Linked DNA regions of Mus musculus: region 2 is linked to region 1. A link is a loop called in an ENCODE intact Hi-C map of the cell type or tissue named here. Cell type or tissue: left cerebral cortex. All regions are shown on one strand. Each heading gives the region's core, and the rest is flanking DNA. Links, peaks and the distances in the headings are about the cores only.

The links. Peaks named below come from ENCODE experiments on the same cell type or tissue, not always from the same donor. Only the 100,000 strongest peaks of a DNase experiment are listed, where the experiment ranks them.
Region 2: a loop joins it to region 1, with 2.9 times the contacts of the local background. A loop is called at or near these places in 2 of 42 quality-filtered maps.

What each region holds. Positions count from the first base shown.
Region 1 is chr16:34,037,077-34,042,451 of GRCm38, reverse strand. Kalrn (kalirin, RhoGEF kinase) reads left to right here. Exons shown (of 60, transcript NM_177357.3): 38 at 2,443-2,573. Among named protein-coding and RNA genes, the nearest start is that of Umps, 73 kb to the right of the region's middle. In left cerebral cortex, for the core only: CTCF peaks have their summits at 1,726 and 1,925; a DNase peak (open chromatin) is centred at 2,012; H3K27ac peaks cover 743 bases.
Region 2 is chr16:34,111,862-34,117,236 of GRCm38, reverse strand. Kalrn (kalirin, RhoGEF kinase) reads left to right here. Exons shown (of 60, transcript NM_177357.3): 34 at 772-1,015. Among named protein-coding and RNA genes, the nearest start is that of Gm41448, 5.5 kb to the left of the region's middle. In left cerebral cortex, for the core only: CTCF peaks have their summits at 2,370 (motif pointing right) and 4,520 (motif pointing right); DNase peaks (open chromatin) are centred at 460, 2,371, 3,830 and 4,486; H3K27ac peaks cover 372 bases.

The DNA.
Region 1 (5,375 bases), core at 50-5,049:
GCCTATACTGCTGCTCTGGATATAACAGTTTCCATGGTTGATTACGTGTTCTGTAAACACCTTTACGTCAAGTGGAAAGCAGTTGTCTCTCTCAAGCTGGAAGATGCTGTCTGTGCGTTTAATTCTAGTGTTGGCAACAGATCCCTGTTTGACCCTTGACACTGTTGCTCAGTTTAGGGAGTGGGGGAGAAGGCTGATGTCACCGTTCGACAATATATAAGGCTTTAATATTCTCTTTCATTTCTCCTCTTGGGTACCACATTTGCTTTCATTTATTTCCCTGGAATGTTCCTTCCTGCCTCTGTTTGGCTTCTGTTGAAATGTAGCAGCTAAGAGAGTCAGTGATGGATATTCTCAAGCGCAGACTGTTTAAGACCAGGCCACAGCCTTTTGCTCTACCGCCTCGATGATCGGCACTATTAGAACTTGGTGTCTTGTGTCTTAGAACTAAAGTTTTCAAAGACTACTAAACGAAGCCTTTCTTTCTAGAAACCACAGAGGCCGGCATGGTCAGGCACCTTGGGTAGTTGACATTTGCCTTTCATGCTTGTGTTATGGATGCCCGCCTTGACCTTGGATGTCTGCCTTGACCTTGATCTCTGTTGTTTCCCTTGTAGCTTCCGCTGATCCTCAGGGCACTTACATTGCATACAGCCCCACTCTCAGGCTCAGGGAACACAACCAATGAGGGGTTAGAAAGAATGCAAGGGTTGGAAGATGGGATACAATGTTGCAGAACATCATCTCTTGGGCTTCCATTGTTTCATGGCTCTTGCACCCATGAACTCAAAGCAGCTATGGTTATCTGACAAGACCTATCTAAGATTGGACCCAGCAACATTTCATCATGAAACAAGGAAGGGCTCAGGAACCTCCCTCCCTGAGGACTATTAACAGTTTCACAGGGGAGATGTTACTTTCTTTCTTTCTTTTTTTTTTTTTTAATAAATTTTTTTAAAGACCTATTTATTTATTATATGTAAGTATACTATAGCTGTCTTCAGACACTCCAGAAGAGGGCATCAGATCTCGTTAAGGGTGGTTGTGAGCCACCATGTGGTTTCTGGGATTTGAACTCAGGACCTTCAGAAGAGCAGTCAGTGCTCTTAACCGCTGAGTCATCTCTCCAGCCCGAGATGTCACTTTCTTCAGTGGTGTAGCCACTGATAAGTCCACTGATAAGTTGGGCACGCTCAAGTAAGTAACCTCCCACCCAGGAAGTAGCCTTATTTATTTATTTATTTATTTATTTATTTATTTATTTATTACACACAGAGACGAAAGTAGGAGGCACCTTGTTAGGAAAGAAGGGTTTCAGGTGAAAAAGGGGTGGGGATAGGACAGGGTAGTAATAGGGGAAAAACAAAAGAGCTAAAGTTCATTGCATATATGTATGAGACTGCCAAAAAATTAAAATTAAAAACTCTTCAAAGACCTATCCAGTATCCTAAACATAAGCATTAAGCAAATCAACTTAGGACATTAAAATGTTAGTTTGGCCCCAAAGAGGATATTACGCTACCAGTTACAACTTGAGTATGTTACAACTTGAATATGTTACTGTTACCAGTACCAGTGACAGAGAGAACTAACCACTGGGGAGCACTCTTAGCCTTTCCTGGGGTTTGTACAAGCATCATCTCTGTCCTTTAGAAATTTGCTAAAAGGGAGGATCTGATCTGAAAACCCAGGGACACACGGGACAGTTTCGTGTCTCCTACAAGAGAACCCTGTGTTCTTCAGATCTGGGCTTAGCCCTCAGGTTCCTTTTCTCGGCTGCTTCTAGATACTGGATTAATCCACTTACCTTTTTTTTTCTCAAACAAGTAAGCACCTTATGTACCACCTTAATTAACAGGAATGAGGATTAATGAAAGAAAGCTCTTGGCAACATTAACAAAGATGTTTTTAGAACAGGCTCCATCTGTTGGCTGTTTTTCCGACTACATCTCATTGTCTTCTTCCAAGAATTGCAGTTACCCTAACAAAGTATGGTTTCCACCACCTACCTCTGTCACTTTCCTTCGCTTTCCAATTTGCATGAAGTAGTCCTATGACCCGTTTTCCTTCCCAACAACACCTTATTTGGTATAGAACCGTAGTGGTTAGCTTTCCTGCTGGAGCCTCACCCAGAGATAAATCGCCGTGACAATTTCATTATGTCTGGGCAGTTGGTGGCACATGGATGCCTAGTGTGCCCTGATCACACGGGTTCCTGATGTGTCCTGATCACATGACAAGTAGTGTCATCCCTGATTGTGGATGGCAGCAACCTGCTGCAAGGAGGAGGAAGTCTCTGATCTCCTGATGCTTCACTGTAGTTCAGAGAGCACAGCCTTGGCTGCTGGCCTTCCTATTGCCTGTGGCCAGGCTGGGGAGACACAGGGCTTGTAAAGAACTTTCCAGTTCTCACTCTCAGACTATTTATTCTTCTCTTTTTAGACTCTGGAAGGAGGCTCTTACCGGGGGAGCTTGAAGGACCCTACAGGCTGCCTGAATGAGGGGATGACCCCTCCCACACCTCCTAGAAACCTGGAAGAAGAACAGAAAGCCAAGGCGCTGAGAGGCAGGATGTAAGTGGCCCACCTGGTACATGTGTGTGCTGGGCAATTTCGAGGAGGAAATTAGACAGGCCCGTGCTGCCTGTCTAACTACTCTCATCCTTTTTAAGTGAAGATGGCCCATATCTATACAGAACAACATTTTGGCACTGCCTTAAGGAAGCTTGGGCTCGGGGAATATTCTGTGAGATTGTTGTTATTGACAAAAATGTGACTATAGCCAAGATTAATACAACTGTAAAACATGCTTTTAAAAATGAAAATAATGGAATTTAGAGAACGCAGATGAGTCCAGTGGGTATGCAGCGACAGAGTCCCTAACTGTGGCAGAAGTCTAGTGGAGATATCTGAGGAGGAGCTCCTCAGATGCTGGCAAGAGAAGCACAGGAGAGGCTCTGCTGCCAGGCAAGGCACACTTCTGCTCCTTCTCCCTGGTCTTTCATTTCACATCTATTTGTAGATTTCGTTGTGCAAGAACCTCCTCTCACTATGAATGTCTAGTGGTAAGATCCCATTCACATCTCACAAAACCCCACATGCTGTGGAAGGTTTGAGTTCTCTACCTTGATGCAAAGTCAGTCTCCTGGTATTTGAGATATGAAGACTGTACTAGACATCAGCGAAGCAGAGACAACCATACCTCTTCAGAACTTAAGTTTTCTCCTTTGGGGCCGATCCAGTCCTCTGGAAGCAAGCTGCCAGTAACTCGGTGTGTGAGTAGCAGGCAGACAGGGCTAGGCAGGTGTTATGGGTCCCGTCTTAGTCTCTGTCTTCCTTTCTCCTTTACATCCATGCCTCCCTTATCTAGGCCACAAACTTAAAAATGAGCAGAAATAAGTGAATCAAATAAGCCAAGTTCTTTCATGCTGGCAAATAGACAAAGTAAACATTTAGAGTTTTGTCTCCTTAGAAGCAAAAGTGGTAGCTCATAGCAAGAGCCTGCTATCAAAGCAGGGCTGTCACCATGTGCTGGAGAGGAGTATGTCATGTAAACTAATACCTGTGTTTACCCCCAGAACTTTTTGAGGGTCAGAAGGACCCCCAAGAATTATCTAAATGAGCTGTCATCTCCTAAGTGAAGCTTCCGGAGCCTTGCAGAGCACGTGCCCTTCCTTCCCCAGCTGCTCCCAAGGTTGTTACAGTGGTGGGGGTGGGGAGTGGTCAGAACTCGTTCCTATTCCTTGGTCAAGATGAAGCAAAGTGACCTTTGAAGTGACATGTGGTCCTTGGAAAAGCCATTCCCTCCGATTGTCACTCTGAGTGAGCCTTAAGAGCACGTGTCATTATCCAAGTGAGATATTGTTCGACTTTGTGATAACAAGACAGACATGGTTGTTGCTCTCTCAGCCCACTGTACCATCTCCTCTCTCAGCTCACCCTCCATTTTCCATATCCTGAATGCTCTTGAAAACTGACCTGCTGAATGTCTCTGACTGTTGATGCCCTCGCTCTAACCTGCTGGACCCCACGGCCAACAGGAAAGAGCAGATACATGGTGCTCAGGTATAAATACCGTGAGAGGCTAGAGCAGAGTGCAGACACTGAAGGCTCCATCAGGGCACGGGAGGAGGTCACCAAGGAGTCACATGAGAGCCACATGGAGAGAGGATGCAAACAGGTATCGTTTGTATAGAAGGAGGAAGATGCTGAGAGGGGACTTGCCACTCGTCAGTCACTCACCAGACCCTTGTTAAGCACATCATCTGCCCCACCAGTGGGACAGATCAATGAGTCAGACACACAATAGCAACAGCAGAAAGCCTTCACGCGTGGCACATTTATGTTCTACTGGGAGAAATCAGACAAAGAAAATAAGTTAAGTAGTAGGTTGGAATCTGGAGAAGAGAGAAATAGAGCAGAATGAAGAAGATTGCGCATGGGTAAGGCCGAGAGCAAAGCTGCAGCTTGAAATGGTTCTGGCCTTGCACAAAGAGCAGGAAGAGGTAAGAATCCACAGTGTCTTCACAGTGGCACACCCAGCACCAAAGCTCCCAAAGGCCACCCATCCCCTACCAGTGTGAAAGACGGCAGGTGTGAGATAGCGAATCTTCACTGGTGCTTGACTAGATGAACATCCCCTGGAGACACTACTCTGGGCATGCCTGTGAAGATGTTTCTAGAAGACTGACCCTGAGTGTGCACAACACCCTCCCAGGGGATAGGGTTCTATACTAAATAAAAAAGAACAAAGGAGAATCTGAGCTGAACGCCAGGGTTCATCTATATGGATACAATGTGACCAGCTCACCCCCAGACACTGTGTCCTCCCCATCGGGGTAGAGCTTACCCCCTTAAACACCTTAAACCAGAGCCAAAAGAAATCCTTCCTTACTTCTTCAGTTGCTTTCCTCAAGTATTTTATTATAACAACAACAACAACAATAACAAAGTAACTAAATAAAGTCTGTTTGTAGCTAGAAGAATTTCAGGTAGACCAAAGAGTAACTAACATTCATTTTTGAGTAACTTTTAATGTTGGAACTGACCATGAAAAAGCATTGTATTATTTTTAAATCGTTTGGCTGTTGATCATGCAGTGCCTTGAAATGCATGTATATCAATCTAGTTTTTTTGTTTGTTTGTTTTGTTTCGTTTTGTTTCTGAAGGAGTCTTGTTAAGTAGCCCAGGCTGGCCTCAAACTCTCGATTCTCCGAACTGGAGAACTGGAAGGTGGTGCTGCTCCCTTTCACACCAGCTAGGCTTCTTTGGTCATGTCTCATCTTCTTAGGATCTTTAATGACCCTTCATAGGAATCCAGTGCAATTCCTAGAGACTCAGAAACCAAGGCAACTTCTATGGGTCAGCAAACAACTG
Region 2 (5,375 bases), core at 76-5,075, 75 kb before region 1:
CTGTCCTCCAGGGTTTCTCCCCTGCTCTATTCTTCTGCACCCCCACCCCTGCAGTAGGGAAACATAGGCCATTTAAGCATAGAGTGCAGTACTGTTTGCTCCTAAATAAGGCATGGCTCCTCTTCTCCCTTCTCTTCCCACCCCCTGGTCCCTGAGGGCCAGGCAGATGCCTGTGAGCAAAGCCCCATTCTTTCTTGTGTTGTCATAGCCTGGTTTAGGCTTATGGCTCGGAGAGGGGTAAGGATGAAGGATGCTCTGTGGGTTGGAACAAAAGGAGATCATGTCTTACATTATTCCCAGACATCACCTAGATCGCAGCGAGAGTGAGTTGGGAACAAACACGAGCACATCTGTGTCTAAGGGCTGTCACTGGGGACCAGGGAGGGCTATGGAAGGAAGAACAGGGCACACAGGGAAGGAGTTTGAAGGGACAATTGACAGGAAGCTTGGCACAGAAGTAATAGAAGGGACTCTAAGGAGGCCGGGAATTAGAACGAAAGCCCCGGCTCTGGGCAGGCTCCAGAGCGGCTGTGGCTGAACTGTCTGAGTGGCCAATAACACTGTGCTAATTGCCTTGTTTCTTCTTTTCTTTTTCCTTCCTGTTTATTCCAAACATTTTCTACCCTCTCCCATCTATCCTCCTCCTTTCTCCTCCCCTCCACTCTCACCCATTCTTTGCCTTCTTCCCTCTTGCCTATACACACACACACACACACACACACACACACACACACACCCTCGAATTCTACCCCTCTGCCACCACCACCACAGCTCTCAGGTGGATGTGAGCTGACCGTGGTCCTCCAGGACTTCAGCGCAGGCCACAGCAGCGAGCTGAGCATCCAGGTGGGCCAGACGGTGGAGCTGCTGGAACGACCGAGTGAGAGGCCTGGCTGGTGTCTGGTCCGCACCACAGAGCGGAGCCCCCCACAGGAAGGCCTGGTACCCAGCAGCGCCCTGTGCATCTCACACTCTCGCAGCAGCGTGGAAATGGACTGCTTCTTCCCCTTGAAAGGTAGGGACAGTTGAGGGGGTGGGGTGGCAGGTGCGGGCTGGGCATGGTAGAACTGACCTGAGAGTCTGCTTTGGTTGAGCCGGCTTCTCTGAGAGAGTGGAGAGCCGGAAGTAAAAGCTACTTGTGTCTGTGTCTGTGTGGCTTGGAGAAAAACATCCAACCTTTCTGTGTCCATCTCATCTTAAAAACAATGAAACAATGGCTGAACCACTAACCTCCAAGCTCTCTCCCAGCTTTCCCTATACACACTACTACATCTAGATTTGAGTTTTCACCCTGACAGGAGGACTGAGCAACCCCAGCAACTGGTCACAGCCGAGTAGGGCTTGACTAGCCCCTCTGCTCAGGGTCAGAGGTCACCCTGCCTCTTTTTTCCTTCGATGCACTCAGTGTATTAGTCCAGGTCCTCTAGAGTAACAGAACTTATAGAATGAATATATATGATATACATTTATACATAATAAATCCTACATATATAAAGGGGATTTATTAGAATAAGTTACAGGGTGTGGTCCAGCTAACCCAACAATGGCTGGCCATGAACAGAAAGTCCAAGAATTCAGTAGTTCTTCAGTCCACAAGGCTGGACGTCTCAGCTGGTCTTCAGTGTGCGCTGGGGTCCTGAAGAAGTTGGCTCTAAGGCCGGTGAAGGAATGAACCTTCTAGCAAGGCTAGAAAAAGCAGGCTAAGAGTGAAGCTTCCTTCCTCCGTGGCTTATGTAGACTTCTGGCAGATGTGAACCTGATTAGAGATGGGTTTTCCCATCTCAAAAGATCTGGATTAAAGGTGTGTCTTTCCACCTCCAAGATCCAGATTAGAAGTGAGTCTTCCTACTTCAGATCAGGCATATAATCTCTCACAGGGGCGCCCTCCATTTGGAGGTTTTAGTTAATTCCAAATGTAGTCAATTTGACAATCAAGAATAGCCACTGATCGCCGTTATCCAGGCCTGGTCTGTTTTCCGTGTGCCTCTTATTTACTGGTGCCAGGGAGACTAACTGTAGTGGCTCTCCAAAAAAGCTCTCCACCATAGCAGCTCCTGTGTGCCTGTTAGCAGCAGGGCCGCTCAGGCCCCATCTACCTGCTCCGTGAGTGACTCTACACCAGCTAGTTCTTCAGGTGGCTGGTTCACAGTGGAGTCTGAGAACACTGTCTTCCAAAACCACTGTGGCCTCAAACTCATGCATCTTCCGTTGAAGACACTGAGGCCCAGAAAATGACAGAGAACCAAATCTTAGTCTAGATCTGAGTTGTGTAAATGGTCAGATATTAGCATGGGGATTCCATCTGTGCATGAGACCCAGGGCAGGCTGCCTGATACATGGAAGGCTGGGACCATGAATTTCTGCTTCTGACCACTAGGTGGAGGTGGTGGACTACCATTCTCGTAGTGCCCAGCTCTTCAGCCTCAGGGAGATTTCCATATGAAATGCAAACTAAAGGCTAAATGAATATTACCCCTAACACCTGCCACCCAGTCTTAATCAGTGGTGGAAGAACGGACTCAGAACTGTTTGTCTCAATTGGCCATTTAAGTTTAATAGTAAAAGACTGGTTAATGATAACAATGCATTTTAAAACCTTCAGAAGGAAAGAATGTTTTGTGGACCATTTGTGTGTGTGTGGGGTGGGGGGCAGTTTTAAGTTATTAGTTTTCAAAATCAGTACTTTTTAATGGAAACAACCAAAAATCTGTCACAGAATTTTGAGACCATTAAAACAAGTTTAGTGAGGAAAAAAAAAAACCTTGATTCCTCCTACACACACACACAGCTACACCCCACCCTTAGTTGAGCCACTATCTTCTTCCTCCCCTCTTTCCTTTGAGGACCTTGGGGACACTATGGAGAAGCTGTATAGAATTTGTAATTACAAGTTCCTTTGAAGAAACCAATGCCCACCAATGTCCACCAATGCCCTCTGACATCCTTAGTGTAAAGGAAGACTAAAATCAGGATTAGAGTGCGCCTCTGTTTTGAGTTAGGTGAGGAAAAATGGCTCTCTCTCTCTCTCTCTCTCTCTCTCTCCAGAGCTTGCACACACAAAGCACACTCAACACTCCCCAGTCCTGGGACTTACCCCGAACCTTTGTTGTCCAGCAAAGTAAGTGCCTACAAACTTCCACAAACCCAGACCTTAGAGTGCAGCCAGTAAAGGAGAGAAAGATAGCTTTCATAGATCCCAGGTATGGGTTCTTTTCCCTGAGGAGCCCGCACCCCCTTTCCAGCCTGTGACTGAATGATATGTGCACACCCTCCGAGAAGATGGGCTCACTACGTGTGCAGGTGGTTAGCATCAAACCAAGGATGGAGAATCAGAGGCTAGTGAGAGGCATTCAGGGTGAAACTCCCATGGGACAGACTAGGGGAAGCTGTAGAGATAGGACCCAATGAGAGCTGAGGACCAGGGTGGGAAAGGGAGAAGAAAGGAGGGAGGCAAGCAGTTGCAGGACTTTCTAGCTAACTGAACCAACCAGAATGGCTTCCAAAAGTGACCACCAGTCTGCATTGGCTCTTTAGTTGCAGGTTGGCCTCTCTTTCCAAGCATAGGCCGGCTGGGCCTGCAAAGCAGCAGTGTGTGAAGCCACTCCCATTCCAGCTGAGCTAGAAAATAGGGTGTCAGGCCAAGCATGGTAGCTTACACCTATACTCCCAGCTCCTAGGAGGTTGAGACAGGAAGCTTGCCACAAGTTCTGGGCTGCCTGAGCAACAGTGAGACGGGGTGGGGTTGGGGGTGTGAATATAGACATGAGCACTGTAGCGCTCTGCCCCCCACCGTCAGGACACAGGATGCTATAGGCACCCTCATACCCGGAATAAAAGACCACGTTTGGAAGCAACAGAGACCCAGTGAGCTGATTCTGCTTGCCTCCCAGCCTGGCCACCTACTAGCAACCTGGCGCTTTCTTCTGCCAGCTGTTGATTTTATTCAGTAGGCACGCCACAGTAGAAATTACCCTGAATGCGTTCCCCGGGCTTTGTGGAATAGGAGAGGACAGCCTCAAACTGGGAATGTGGAGGTCAGAATTGATTTCTTCTTCAGTTCCCAGGAAAAAGGAACTAGCCCTGCTAGATTTTGTGGGTTGGCACAAGTCGATACCTTACAGGCTGTGTGAGGTCCCAGGACTATCTATGATACGCTAAATGCTCTATGGATAACTGGGCCAGAAACAGGAGCATAAGGACTACACATCAGGAAGGGAACTCAGGGCACCTAGAACAGGTCTTCAACCAGTGTGTCCATTAAAGTCGCACGAGCCTTCCAGAACAGCACCCAGAACTGGCTGGAGCCAGAATCCCTGTCTGAGGCATGAGAAGTGAATGTTAGGTTCAGCCTGGGTTGAGAACCTCTGCACTAGCCCAGGCTTCCATCTTCCAAAGAGAGTCTGGGCCACAGGAAGGCACTGTACCTCTCCCAAGCCACAAGGAGCCAGGCAGAAGGAGCTCCCACCCCACACCTCACTCTCTGCACACTTAGCCTGCAGGCCTCTAGATGGCTCTAGGGTTCTTCTGCCCCTCCTTTCCCGGGCCTCCTCTAGGGCAGGAGGGGGCTGTTCCAAGACAGGCAATGGTGTTGACTCACGGGATTGTCAAGAAAAATCCAGACTTTGTAACAGAGTTGGGGCGGGCCTGCCTTTGACATTCCTTTCCTCGCCCTGGTCTCTCAGGATCCTCGCTGGAGTTGGGCCTTCTGAGATCTAATCTTCTCTCCACAGCTTCCTCTCACTGTCTCAGCAGCAGGTAGTTGTGGGCAACACCCCACAAAAGACAAAGACTATTGTGATTTCCAACTCCTGAAATCTGGAGGGGTTTTGTTTCGTTTTTTTAGTAACACACTCTGCCGTAGACCAAAATTCAGGCATGTGCCTCAATATTTCAAGCCCCTTGATGATTCTGATGCTCTGTGGGCTATGGGCTTAGCACCCCAAGCCATGAAAACTGTGACAGAATGCAGTGTGGCGTCCCATCGGGGTTTATCAAGACAGAGAATTTAGCAAGGAAGGGCAAAGCAGTTGGACTAACACATGGGCAAAGAGCTTGATAGATGCTTCGCCAGAGAAGACCCACAGGTACCAGTGCACTGAAGAGAGTCAGCATCTCTGCTCACCAGGGAAATGTAAATCAATGCTGTAATGGGATGCACTTAGATCTAATAAAATAGCTCTTAGTTATGGACACACCTCAGAAAATAGCAAGTGTCTGTAAAGATGTAAAAGAAGTTGTAATGTGGCTGGATGGCTGGGTGAGATATAAAATGTTACCATAGCTATGGAAAACACTGTAGGAAGTCCCAATATGTGTATGTAAATTATATATATATGTATATATATGTGTGTGTGTGTGCATATATACATGTATAT